Regions from separate parts of the Homo sapiens genome. Here all the other regions are linked to region 2. The links are chromatin contacts, found by Hi-C or POLR2A ChIA-PET in ENCODE. All regions are on one chromosome and are shown on one strand. Each heading gives the region's core, a stretch centred on a gene start or an enhancer-like site at or near the end of the contact. The rest is flanking DNA. Distances are from core to core; before and after follow the strand shown.

Evidence for each region. A loop is a pair of places that touch in the nucleus more often than their neighbours do. ChIA-PET counts read pairs that join two places held with the same protein, here RNA polymerase II (POLR2A). Pooled maps may share reads with other maps.
Region 1: a loop to region 2 is called in a map with no recorded cell type, with 5 times the contacts of the local background. The contact joins the promoter of CD80 here to the enhancer-like site in region 2. A Hi-C loop is called at or near these places in 2 of 37 single-sample maps with no recorded cell type and 6 of 50 pooled maps. POLR2A ChIA-PET finds 5 or more read pairs at or near these places in 1 of 52 experiments (activated CD8-positive, alpha-beta memory T cell).
Region 3: a loop to region 2 is called in a pooled map, with 2.2 times the contacts of the local background. The contact joins the promoter of ADPRH here to the enhancer-like site in region 2. A Hi-C loop is called at or near these places in 1 of 50 pooled maps. POLR2A ChIA-PET finds 5 or more read pairs at or near these places in 3 of 52 experiments (H1, Panc1 and activated naive CD4-positive, alpha-beta T cell).

The regions. Positions count from the first base shown.
Region 1 is chr3:119,556,973-119,561,318 of GRCh38, reverse strand. CD80 (CD80 molecule) reads left to right here and starts at 1,705. Exons shown (of 7, transcript NM_005191.4): 1 at 1,705-1,879; 2 at 3,391-3,690. The coding sequence starts at 3,591. LOC107986118 (a long non-coding RNA gene) reads right to left here and starts at 889. Exons shown (of 2, transcript XR_001740861.2): 1 at 574-889. RefSeq lists enhancers at 1,432-1,481, 2,252-2,311, 2,582-2,741, 3,103-3,397 and a silencer at 3,103-3,397.
Region 2 is chr3:119,350,974-119,355,365 of GRCh38, reverse strand. All of the region lies in intron 1 of ARHGAP31 (Rho GTPase activating protein 31), which reads right to left. Among named protein-coding and RNA genes, the nearest start is that of ARHGAP31-AS1, 30 kb to the right of the region's middle. RefSeq lists enhancers at 3,254-3,303, 3,101-3,798. Within about 2 kb of position 1,930, at least 8 of the 41 ENCODE cell types and tissues checked have a DNase peak (open chromatin) inside an H3K27ac peak, as active enhancers do.
Region 3 is chr3:119,576,394-119,580,947 of GRCh38, reverse strand. It overlaps ADPRH (ADP-ribosylarginine hydrolase), which reads right to left and starts at 1,456. Exons shown (of 5, transcript NM_001125.4): 1 at 1,097-1,456; 2 at 312-397. RefSeq lists enhancers at 307-526, 1,467-1,566, 1,351-1,852 and a silencer at 1,147-1,286.

The sequences.
Region 1 (4,346 bases), core at 456-2,955, 210 kb before region 2:
TTTCACTGGGATTCTTAAAATTTGAGGGTGTCTGTGATCGTCAAAATTTGTATTCATGTAGTCCCTCATGAAATTTCTAAAACTCGGCTGGGTGCAGTGGCTCATGCCTGTAATCCCAGCACTTTGGGAGGCCGAGGAGGGTGGATCACAAGGTCAGGAGTTTGAGACCAGCCTGGCCAATATGGTGAAACCCCATCTCTACTAAAAATTTAAAAATTAGCCTGGCATGGTGGCACACGCCTGTAGTCCCAGCTACTCAGGAGGCTGAGGCAGAAGAATTGCTTGAACCCAGGAGGCGGAGGTTGCAGTGAGCCAAGATTGCACCACTGCACTCCAGCCTGGGCGGCAGAGAAAGACTTCATCTAAAAAAAAAAAAAGAAAATAAATTTCTAAAACTCTGTATTTCTTTGCTCTTTTAAGTTGACATCTATAACTTTCTATTACTTTAAATACCTGGAAAAAAAATCACTTCCAGTGCATTGTAATAATGTATCAAGTAGAAGTGGCTAAAATCAGTGAAAACATTTCTTTGATCTGAATAAATGTTCAAGAAAATAGAAAACATGAACTTACCTCCAATCTATGTTCCCTTTACTTGAAAATGTAATGTTGATCTACTAGAGGTAAGGCAGGAATTGTCACATCCATATTCCTTGCAACTATTCAAAATATGCATCTGAGACCAGAACAAGACACAGGTGAAGAAGGGTGCTCACTAGGCCCCTTCTGCCAATACAGAAGGAGACAGTGCAGTGGAGTCCTTTCATAGCAAGTTCTGCCTTCATGATTTCCAAAGCTTCAGTATTCCAAATCTCAGGTGAATAGGGTGGTATCCACTAAGCTCTGCCACAAACTTGTTGCTGAGATGAAGGAAGCCGCCGCTGTAGTCAGTATTTCTCACCCACACGGTTTGCTCTCTTTCTGGCTGGTGTGGGAAGGATGGCGTCTTTTTTTTTTTTTTTTTTTTGAGATGGAGTCTTGCTCTGTTACCCAAGCTGGATTGTAGTGTTGTGATCTCGGCTCACTGCAACCCATGCAAGGTGCTGTCAGGTTCCACCTGTGCAAACAAGTACACTGGTCCAGCATGGGTCAGCTGCTCACTCACAGGGGCTCCAGAATCCTACAAAGGGACACACAGGGGTGGGTGGCAACCTAGTTGGAAATGGGAGTGATGGGCATGACTAAAGTCTTCCTCATCCCACCAGAGGCGCACTCAACTGTGGCTAGGGTGACCAGAATTCACTGTCCAGCGTGGCTGGCAGGAGCCCACTCTCTGAAGATGGTGGGATTCAGAGGTGGGAGTAGAGTTGGGTGGTCCTGTGAGCTGAGCACTCTCCCAAAAGTGTCCCCTACATATGAGGTTGACAGCTTATTCCTGCAGGGACTCAGGAGTAACTCTGGGTGCTAAAACAAAACTTGAGACCAGCACAGAAACAGCCAGCCCATGAAGCTGGCCTCCCATCACACAGCAAGGCTAGCCAGATGCCCCTCACTCTTCTCGGGCACCATTCTTCTCCTCCCCTAGGCCGCCTGGTGCTCGTGGTGTTTCATGTTTGTTAGTCCATGCACGGTGGTGAGGGAGGCTGCTGTGTGATTTGCCCCAGCCACAGCCTCTACAAAAGCAACTAGAAGAAGACGGCAGCAGAGGGCGCTTCTTCAAACACCCTGTCCAACTCCTGGCACTGACAAGTACTGAGTGAACTCAAACCCTCTGTAAAGTAACAGAAGTTAGAAGGGGAAATGTCGCCTCTCTGAAGATTACCCAAAGAAAAAGTGATTTGTCATTGCTTTATAGACTGTAAGAAGAGAACATCTCAGAAGTGGAGTCTTACCCTGAAATCAAAGGATTTAAAGAAAAAGTGGAATTTTTCTTCAGCAAGTAAGTACATTTACTATTATCTTACTATGGGATAGCTTGGTAGAACTAGTTACCAGCAACCTCACTGCTTTTTAAACAAACAATACCTCTGCTACCACCTCCTGGATCCAGGCTTGCCCTCAAAGGAACCCTTAGGGTCTCATTCCCACAGGAGGCTGTGGCTTCCCGACATATTTGGAGCATCATAGTGAGAATTGTGGCCCATTATTTTAAAATATCCTAGATCCTAGCAAATATTGTTTTTGTGGGCCGTATTTGAATTTCTCAAGCCAGTAAAATTCTAGTGAAAGTGGGAAAATCGCTTGAGCTCGGGAGGTTGAGACTGTGGTGAGCTATGGTCACGCCACTGCACTCTAGCCTGTGTGACAGAGCAAGATTCTATCTTAAGAAAAACAAATTCTGGTGAATAAGTCTCTTTTAACTAATCCTGTCTAAAATGGATGATGGCTAATAAAACAATATGGCGTGGCTGGAACTCTAGCTCTAGGGTGGTCTCCAAAGAGGACACTCAAGCATTCTCTGAGCAGCACGGGGCTGTGTCCTGGTAGCAGCCTGAAGGGGTGACAGTGGAGCACAGTGTTTATTTTCATTTCTCAATTTTGACATATTTACTGGAAAAATTAATCCCTAGCCACCTCACATGACAGTACATAATTTTTTTTTTTTTTTTTTTTGAGATGGAGTCTCACTCTGTCGCCTAGGCTGGAGTGCAGTGTTGCAATCATCTTGGCTCACTGCAGCCTCCACCTCCTGGATTCAAGCAATTCTCGTGCCTCAGCCTCCCAAGTGGCTGGGATTACAGGCACCCACCACCACACCTGGCTAATTTTTGTATTTTTGGTAGAAATGGGGTTTTGCCATGTTGGCCAGGCTGGTCTGGAACTCCTGGCCTCAAGTAATCCGCCCACCTCAGCCTCCCAAAGTGCTGGGATTACAGGCGTGAGCCACCACGCCTGGCCCTGGAGTACATAATTTTGATAAGTAACGTCTGCAGTGTCTTTTTTTCCCTCCCTTTTTATGGATAGACTTTTCTGGTTATTGAGATCTCATACCCCTTTATGATATATTATTTGAGTAGAGGGTTTAAAGAATTGAGATACTTGTTTTCTTATGTTAATATGTCAAGAAAGAAGTTGTTTCATAACTTAGGTCCTGCCTTGGACAAAATACACCCTTACTGTCTGCTCTATGTTTCTTGGTATGTTCAGAAGAGGATTTGAACTTTTGCAGGTTGGCTAACAGATATGGAGGGTCCTTAGAGCTCTCCTGTTTCTAACCAAATCTTCACCCCACCTATTAAGTAGAAAGCCTTTTCATGGAAGGGCTGTGGTTGGTTCTTGGAACTGGTCCCCTCACAGAATTTCCATTCGCTTTTCCTCAGGGTCACGCCCTGCTTTAGAGGTTGCTTAGGTTAAGCTCTCCAATTAATTTTAGCAGGCAACTCGAGAGTTTTGCAACTCAAAGTAGGCACACCTTCCTTCCTGAATGACTTTTATTTGTTCCTTTTTCAGGCTGTGAAACTAAATCCACAACCTTTGGAGACCCAGGAACACCCTCCAATCTCTGTGTGTTTTGTAAACATCACTGGAGGGTCTTCTACGTGAGCAATTGGATTGTCATCAGCCCTGCCTGTTTTGCACCTGGGAAGTGCCCTGGTCTTACTTGGGTCCAAATTGTTGGCTTTCACTTTTGACCCTAAGCATCTGAAGCCATGGGCCACACACGGAGGCAGGGAACATCACCATCCAAGTGTCCATACCTCAATTTCTTTCAGCTCTTGGTGCTGGCTGGTCTTTCTCACTTCTGTTCAGGTAAGCAACTTTCAGGAACTTAACTGAGTCAACTGCTACAGGGTTAAGAGAAAGGACATGGGGTTCTCTGAGCTGCTCCCTTCTATTATCCTATAAGCTGGAAGGAACCTTCAGGGTGTTTTCAGAAGATTTTAAAGATTAGAAGACTGTGGTCCAAAGAGGTTAAAGGACCTGCCTATCATCACACAGCAAGTTAGCAACCAAGTTAACTCAAGAACCCAGGCCTTCAAGGAAGCGTGGAAGGGACAGTGTTATTTTAACAAAACCATACAGCCGATTCATAATGGTCTCTTCCATGAATATTAGATGCTCATTTACATTTTGTGATGTGCCGATACTGGCCTCGGAGTCTAGTCCCAAACTATGTTTTCATGATACAGCTCAGCGAAAGTGTCCTGCTTCTAAAATTGAACAATGGTGATCTTCTTTCCAATCTGAAGGCGGGAGAGTAGTTGAGGACAATTCCTCTTAATGACATTCATCTTCTTAACCTTCTTAAGTTCCTCTTAATACATTAATCTTATTTGTTCTGCTTTGGATGCTGAGATCTTTTTTCAACATTGGCATCTGACTTTAAGTGGTATCAGATTTAACACAAAATTATGTTTTTAGTTATTTTTAATCTGCCACATAGGTATTACATATATGTCCTGAAA
Region 2 (4,392 bases), core at 681-3,180:
TTACTAAGTGTCAAGCATGGCTTTAGGTGGGTTTTTATTTGTTTGTTTGTTTTATAGCATTCTCCATTCTATAACTGTAGACAACCCATGAAACAGACAAAATGATCTCCATTTTGAAAATAGGAAAGTTGATTCTCAGAGAGAATAGATAAATTGCCCAATGGCCTGGAGCTAGGAAGTGCCAGAGTTGGGATCCAAACCCAGGTGTGTGTGCTGCCAAAGCCCATGCTTTTTCTGTGATACCACAAGTGATGAAGAATAGAAAAAGCCCCAAGCTACACCTACCATGGTTCAAACACTCCCCAACAGGAAGGCAGGTCCTATAGTGGCAACTTTGGAGGTGTGATTTGAGGAGAGTGGATTGGCTCCTTGCCGTTGACTGCCAAAATGCCTGAAATCCTACCACTACAGGTCTGATCTTTAAGTGTTCAACAGCTCATGGTTAATATCTATTTTTAAGTTCCTTTTGAAAAAAAAATAGCAAAAAAGTTTGAAAAATTAAAATTATATATAAATATAGAGTACAGAATGTCTCTTTAAAAACTACCTCTTCCCCAGTATATTAAATAATAAAAAATGACACACAATGGCAGGTGGATCACCTGAGGTCAGGAGTTCAAGACCAGCCTGACCAACATGGTGAAACTCCATCTCTGCTAAAAAATACAAAAAAAAAAAAAAAAAAAATTAGCCCGGCATGGTGGCGGGTGCCTGTAATACCAGCTACTCGGGAGGCTGAGGCAGGAGAATCACTTGAACCCAGGAGGCAGGCGGAGGTTGCAGTGAGCTGAGATGGCACCACTGCACTTTAGCCTGGGCAACAAGGGCGAAACTCTGCCTCACACACACACATAAAAACCACACACACACACACACACACACACACACAAACCACACACACACACTGAAATGTTAATAGTAGTTACTGCTAAGTGGTAGAAAATCAATGATTTTTGCTTTTCTCTATTTTTAATTTTGCTTTTCTAAATTTTCTGTGAAGGGGATATAGTAAAAGCATTTTTTTTAAAAGAAAGAAATGGGATTTTACAAAACAAGTTTCATTTAGGAAGATGGAGGGGCTTCTGAAATCAGTGACCCAAGTTCTAAATGTTTGCTGAAGTCCTTTCCAGTGACCCTGTTGAGGTTATTACCCCTTGTGAAGCAGAAATATTTGCCCAACCTGCTGGCCTGGGATGGCTGAGGACTAGCTCTGCTATCCTGCTGAGCAAGGCAGCCTGGAGCCCGGTTCCCCGGGTGGGGGTCCCTGCCCTCCTCATTTTTAGGCTCTCAGATGCCAAGCCAAACCAGCACTTTCCTGCAGAGGTGTCCAGGTCCTCCTCTGGTCCACTCTGTGACTTATCCCTGCCGGGGCCCTCAGGTCTCTGCTGTCAATGCTGTCTCTTTCCCAATGACAGCGATTCTCCTTCTACCAAAGCAGATGCACTGAGGGCCCATCTAGAGGAACAAAAGGTAATAAGATCTTTGCCTTCAAGAAGCCAAGAAGGGAATGGGTAATTATTGTGAAACTAGTATGCAGTGGTCCCTGAGCTACACACTTTTTTTTTTTTTTTTTTTTTTGAGATGGAGTCTTGCTCTGTCACCCAGGCTGGAGTGCAGTGGTGCAATCTTGGCTCACTGCAACCTCCGTCCTTCCAGGTTTAAGCAATTCTCTGCCTCAGCCTCTGGAGCAGCTGGGATTACAGGCCCATACCACCATGTATTTTTAGTAGAGACAGGGTTTCACCATCTTGGCCAGGCTGGTCTTGAACTCCTGATCTCGTGATCCACCCGCCTTGGCCTCCCAAAGTGCTGGGCTTACAGGCGTGAGCCACCGTGCCCAGCCTAGCTATACACTTCTTATCCATTATTTGTACCCAGTGCAATCCTCACAGTCACCTTATGAGGGAGGTATTTATCTCTGTTTTGTAAATGAAGAAACTGAAGCTCAGAGGTATTACGTCACTTGGCCAGTATGAACATATCAAACAAAATATGCTAAGGGCCCTAGACAGGCACAAAAATTGTAACAAAAGTTCTTTTAAAAAGATTACAGCTGGTGGGGAAGTCAGGCAGAGCTTTTAGATGTTGAACAAGAACAGGAAATTGTGTGCGTTTTTAGAGAGCCAGCTGTCTTGAGAGGGACCACGTTGGGGAGTGCTGAGACAGGACCCTCATGCTCAGGGGCTCACAGTGTTGTGAGCTAAGTGGATAAACAACCAGTCAAGGTGCTGCAATAAGAACTCTGACACTGGTGCAGAGGAATGATTTGATATGATGTGAGATGCTATCATATGATGTAATTGACGTGACGCAATATACATTACAATACATGCAGACCGCTCATCTAAGTGCCTAGCATATAATAAGTACTTAGTAAATGTCATACACTTTCTTTTGGGGCAGGAAACAGAGAATAGTATAAACAAGGTGAAAGGCAAGAAATAATGTGGTGAATTCCAGGAATGCTGACTAGACCAGTCCAGTGGAAGAGAAACATTAGGGAACTTGGGGGCATTTTTACTGACTGTCTGGGAAGATTGCATTCTATCTTGATCTCTACTTCCAGATAAATCTTTCTAAAACACTACCTTGATGATAAAGCTCCCCTACACCAAAACAATCAATAGCTTCCCATTGCCTGTAGAATAATGTCCAATACTGGCAGCTTTGGGACTAGACCTTCAGCTTCCTCATCAGGGCCAACCCTGAAGTTCTTCCCTTCAAAGAAATAGGCTTTTGTGTGTGTGTGTGTGTGGGAAGAGGGAGGGGAGGTAATCTAGAAGAAAAGACTTGCCACAAAAAGAAAAAAATAAGGAGTCCCTTTAGGGTCAGAAGGGACAACCTCTCGTGGTTCGTCAACGAAAGGGGAAGTGAGAGGACTCACTCTTCTCTAGCTGTTGCCTGAAATTTCTTTAGGAAAGGTAAGAGCCTATCTGACTCACACATAAAAGACTGGTTGAGAGTGATGAAAGTGTCTGGGTCCACAAGTCATCAGTAGCGAATGAGCCAGTGGGGAGAGCTTAAGAGGGACTCCCACAGGGTGCCTCTGGGTGTGTGTGTTTGGGGTGGGAGTGGTTGTGGCTGAGGAAGGGTGGTGCTGAGTAGAGAAAAAGATTCAAATGCTGTGAACATAGAAAACAAACCTGCAAGACATCCCCATGTGACCTTGGTCTTAGAGCTGGCCCTATTCATCTTGTACATAGAAACTGTACAGAAGGGTTTTGTCCCATTGATGAAGCTGCTGTGCTTTGTGTAATTGATAAAGGCTTATGTGGTTCATCCTTTCTACTGTCTGTGGAGAAAGCTTTGTTATTAGGAGATTTGTAGGGGGAGACATCACTCACTCCATGGGGCTGCTGATGGAGGACAGAAAGATCTCAGTCAATCCCCAGCACATTCCTAGGCAACAACAACTCATTTAAAATCATTTAAATCCTCAGTTTAACTGCATAAAGCACACATCAGTGGAATCACCTGATCAAAGTTTTATTTACTGGATGAGCAGCTTTCTTGCCACCTGCTCCTTGGGATACCACTGGTGGAGGCTCTTAAGTGCTAATGGATACAGAGAACGGCCGCATGTGCCTGAGAGTGAGCCCCAGGGGAGAAGGTCGTGAACTGAGCAGATTAATGAGAGAGAAGCAAACTTGTTTCTTGAACTGTATGCTTCACTAACACTGATCATCTTAAGAATGAGGACAATGTAAATTTTTTTCTACTCTGAGTGTGTCCAGGCCACCTCTCTTTTTTTTTCTTGCATACCTCATGGGTGCTTATGGGGATGAATTAACCATCATTATTTCATTTAATTCTTAAAACTCTGAGATGTAGGCATTACTACTCCTATTTTCAGATGGGAAGCTAACATTCTGTATGGTTAGACAACTTGTCCAAGCTCAAACAGCTAGTGGCAAACTGGGGTGCAGTTATAAGTCTGTTTGAATCCAAAATTCATGCACTTTCCAGTACATTTTATAAGCATAACCTCCACACTAGGGAAACCAAGTCACAGACCAAGAATGAGGAAGACCAGAAAGCAGCAGAAGGTAGAGACTGACTTCACAACTAAGTGCAACTTGATGAGAGAGAACGACTTAGATAACAAATTAAGAAACATGGATTCTTGCCCTAATCTACACGTATGAGATTCTTGACCTTTTAGGAGAGTAACTTTCCTCTTCTTTGAATTCCCCTAGGTATCTTCCAGGCAGTAGGTGCTGGGGTACCCAACAGTTACAGCAACATGAACCAGTTGTATGTCCTCCAGCAAATCAGCCACTGCCAGCCTCAGACTTTCATCTGTGCTAGAAACAAGTTCTGGATCCAAATGATTTCTGGATCCTTGTGTTTCTTCCAGGTCTAACCTCCTTCTAGGATCTGTCAGCTTCTTGG
Region 3 (4,554 bases), core at 207-2,706, 230 kb before region 2:
TTTCCTTCGACAGTAATGTTTAAATATTGTTTCTCTTAGAAATGATCAGCTTCTAGAGAATTCGAATCTCTATTAATAATATACCCACCATGAATGAAATCCCTGGTAAAGCGCTGGCTTCCCTGTTGGTGCATTTCCTAAGAACCCCCCTCTTTCAGCCAATTCCTCAGGGTTCCCTTCTCCCTGTGGCTTTCAGGTCAAAGCCCTCCATCCCATCCAGGCCAATACTTTTATAAGGGTCTGGCAGACTAGCTCATTCTCCCCTCAGGTGAAACTTTTCCCTCCCCTCCACTTATCTAAACCCTATTTACCCAAGGTCTAGTTCAAGTCAGGAGGCTTCCAGAAGTGCTTCTGCAGCTGCACTGCTGTTGGCCATGGAATGCAGGCTGGAGAGCCCCTGGAGAAGGAGTAAACGACGAAGATGGATGCGTTCCACTACCCAGTTACTGGTAATGCTGAGTTTCTGAGCTCACAAAGGATATTTGTAAATGTTATTTACATAGTTTATTATTTACAGTGAAGCCTAGGCACTGAGATTCTGGGCTACTAGACCTGACAGACACCCGGGACAGCGGTTTGCCCATCTGTAAACTGGAGGGGGAAGTGGGGAGGTATAGGCTCTCGGAAGTTCCGTCCTGCGCTGCGATTTTCAGACACTAGGCCAAGACACTCTGCTTCTTGGCCTCGGAGGACTAACTTTAACCCCCCATACCCTCCCTCTCAATGTCCTCATTGTCCTTTCCGTAATTCCTTCTGGCTCCACCCTAATGTGTGCTTCTGTGAATTGCAAGCTGGGATGGGGGAAGAAGACCGGCATCTTTTTTCGGTTGTAAATTCCCTTTAACGTTCGCTTTCAGAACGCTGTAATTACTTAACTCCTCTGAACTTTCACGGGTCACATTCTCGTACCCGAACTATACATTCAGAACTAAGATCTGATCAGCTGCTTCCGGGCCATGCCCGGCTTTGGAAAGAAACGGGGCGGTTGACACGCTCCCACGATTTGCAAGACTGGGAATCCTCATGGTCGGCCACACTCGGAGAGCGCCAGGGGCGGGGGAGGGGAGCGCGGGGCCGAGGGCCGGGATCGCGATACCTGCTGTAGCCTGGACTGGAACGCGCGAGCGACGGGCGTGGCGCGGGCTCCCGGGGCCGGGGAAGAGGCCTTGGCTGCTGCGGGTGGACGAGGGCGCGGGTTGGGGCGGAGCCGGGTCACCGGGTTCCGGGACTGTCCCCAGATAAGCAGGGTGGCGGCGAGGGCCCCCGCACCTGCGCTTGGCCGCGCTGAGTGAGCTAATCTTGGAGCCTCCAAGGCGGCTTCCTGGCACCGCCGCGCCCTTCTGCACCCAAGCGAGAGTGGACGGGACCTCCGTCGCCCGCCCCAAATGCTCTGAAGAGCCCGGAGCCTGGTGCCCGGAATGTGGCGGCACCGGAAAGCCGGCTCTCGCCTGGCTGTGGTCAGTGACTCCCGTGTGGCCCCGGCTGACGCCTTCGCCCGTGCTCACGTCCGACTTTGTAGGACTGTAGTGGACCGGGTGTGCCCAGATGCTTGAAGAGCGTACTGAGTGTGCCGCCCTTGCCAGGGTTCTGGGCCCTCACGCATAAAGTGGGATAATAATATCTGCCTCTTAGAATGGTTGTTAAGGATTCAGTTAGTTAATTTTAACTAGTCATTTATTTGGCAGCAGCGTAGAATTCTTGTATCCTGATCGTAAATAAAAGCAAAGAAAAACGAAGAGTATTTTTGTCTAAATACATTAATCATGTCACTTTTAAAGCAAATCAGAATCACCATATGCAAATATTCTATATATTTCTCCAAAGTTTTAAATTTGCTATGCCTATTTTCTTGCTGTAATGACTAGCCTTGGTCTGAGAGCTTTTTAAAAAATTGATATATAATTTATATATAATGAAATGTCCTTACACCATAATCGAGATATGAAATATTTCCATCACTTTAAAACATTCTCTTGTGGCCTTCCCAGTGAATAACCATCTCCATCTCCAACTCTAGCCTAAGTGACTTTTGAGTGTTTACAAAAATCAAGTTCACCAATAAGGGAGGCAGAGATCACCTCCAACCCCCTACACCCTCTAGCTCTTAGTGAGCTAATCAGCTGCATCTAGAAGCCAAATTGACACTAGGCAGATTAACAAGAGAAAAGTATACAAATTTTATTAATTTTACATGTACATGGGGATGTTAAGAGACTGAATCCTGAAGAAAGTGTCCAAAGCAAGATGCTTTTATACTTTTTAGAAAAAGAGTGATAAATTTAAGAAGAAGTGACAGGACAAAGAAAATCCGGCTAGGGTGGTAAAAAATTTCTAGGGGAGCCCCTAGGAGATATATGGGGGGTGGGGTGTAAAACAGGTGGAAGATAATGGTTACTTTGCAAGAATGTTTACTCCAGTCCAAATGCCACCTCCAGTTCCAAATCTCTGGTGATGAGAGCTATTTTCTCGCTCTGGCGTGGAGAACATACCTCTCCTAGAGGAATCTTTATTGCTGGCTGCATGCAGGAAGAGACAGCTCAGCTCCTGTCAGGGAACCAGGCTCATTTGTCTTTCACACAGTATGCCAATCACTGAGGCGCACAAGTTTTGCAGTAGAGAAAGGGTGTATTCACAAGGCAGCCAAGACAGGAGACTGGAGAACAGGCCTCAAATGTGCCTTTCCAAAGATGGAATTTTAGGAGTGCTTATGGGATAGGGGAGGAAGGTGGTCCAAGGTTCAGAGAAAGATGAGGTAAGGAAAAGTGAGGCAATCGGTAATCTGAGCAAGCATAGTCAATCTTCATGGCTGTTCATAGAACACATGTTCACAAAATCGTGACGTTAGCATGATCTGAGAGTGGAGTTTTGGGCCTTCTGATGTCAAAAGGTCACCCATTGGACACTCACGCAGGCCAAGATGAAGGGCTGGTGGCTTGAACTGGACAAGAACTGACTCTAAGTTCCTGAAAAATAACTTAAGCAATATTTTCCATGGTGTCCTATCAGAGAAGTTATCTATAAGGAGGCAAGTGGAATTTAGTTATGTATCGTCTAGCTACATGACTTTTAGCTATGCAGGTTTTAAAATCGACTAGAAGCAAGTGACCAAAAGCAAGCAAGGCAAATTAAGTGTCAGGCCTAATCAGGTCAGCCCTCAGTTTTACCCTTTCTGAAACTATAATTTCTCTAATGTTTTCAACTCAAAGTAATCAATATATTATATGGCATATTTGGGGATGGCACATCCTTCATTCTTTCAACTGTCAAAGATTTTCAGCCTCTGAGGATGCAGTCAAAGCAAGTTCTGTAGTAAGAGACATTTTGAATAATAAGCATCCCGATAAAACTCAACACAGTTTCAGCTTAAGATGTCTGCTGAGGATATTGTTCATATTATGTAGTGATCTTTCTGTGAGAATCCATGGGAAAGGGTGATTTTTTGTTTTCGTTTTTGACTTAAATGTAAAGAATAACTGGGGCTGGGCACAGTGGTTCATACCTGTAATCCCAGTACTTTGGGAGGCCAAGGGGGACAGATTGCTTGAGACCAGGAGTTCGAGACCAGCCTGGGCAACATGGTGAAACCTGTTCTCTACAAAAAATACAAAAATTATCCAGGCATGCGCCTGTGGTCTGAGCTACTCAGGAGGCTGAGGTGGGAGGACTGCTTGAGCCCAGGAAGCAGAGGTTGCAGTGAGCTGAGATTGTGCCACTGCACTCCAGCCTGGACGACAGAGCAAGACCCTGTCTCAAAACACAAACAAACAAACAAAAACAAACAGAAAAACTGGGGTTGTTAGCAATTAGTTTGCTTTGAACTTTATGGTGCCTATGAACTTTGTGACCATTAGCATAGACTCCCGACACATCCACGCTATCTGGTTTCAAACCCTTGTAACAACACTTGGGGGCCAGGCACGGTGGCTCACGCCTGTAATCCCAGCACTTTGGGAGGCCAAGGCAGGTGGATCATGAGGTCAGGAGTTCGAGACCAGCCTGACCAACATGGTGAAACCCTGTCTCTACTAAAAATAAAAAATTAGCCGGGCATGGTGGTGGGTGCCTGTAATCCCAGCTACTCGGGAGGCCAAGGCAGGAGAATTGCTTGAACCCAGGAGGCGGAGGTTGCAGTGAGCTGAGATCGTGCCACTGCACTCCAACCTGGGCGACAGAGTGAGACTCCATCTCAAAACAAAACAAACAAACAAAAAACACTAGCTTGAGTAAGTGATTTTAGACAAGTCACTTCATCTTGCTAAGCTTCACTTTCTGTTATTAAGTAGGAAAAATAATAGTACATATTTCATAAAGTTGGTTTGAAGATTGCATGAAATAATTAATTGAAAAATTTTAGCACAGTGCTTATCAATGTAGTAGTCATGCAAGAAAAAATTACTACCAGGTCAGATATCTCTCTGTATTCCCAGTTCTCATCTCCATCACACACATGAGCCATTCTACCTTCTTTTCACATTAGTTAACACCTACTGACATCCTTTCTCTTCTGTCAAAATTAGAAAATGTTTTTGGGCATCAAGGACATTGTCCTATAAA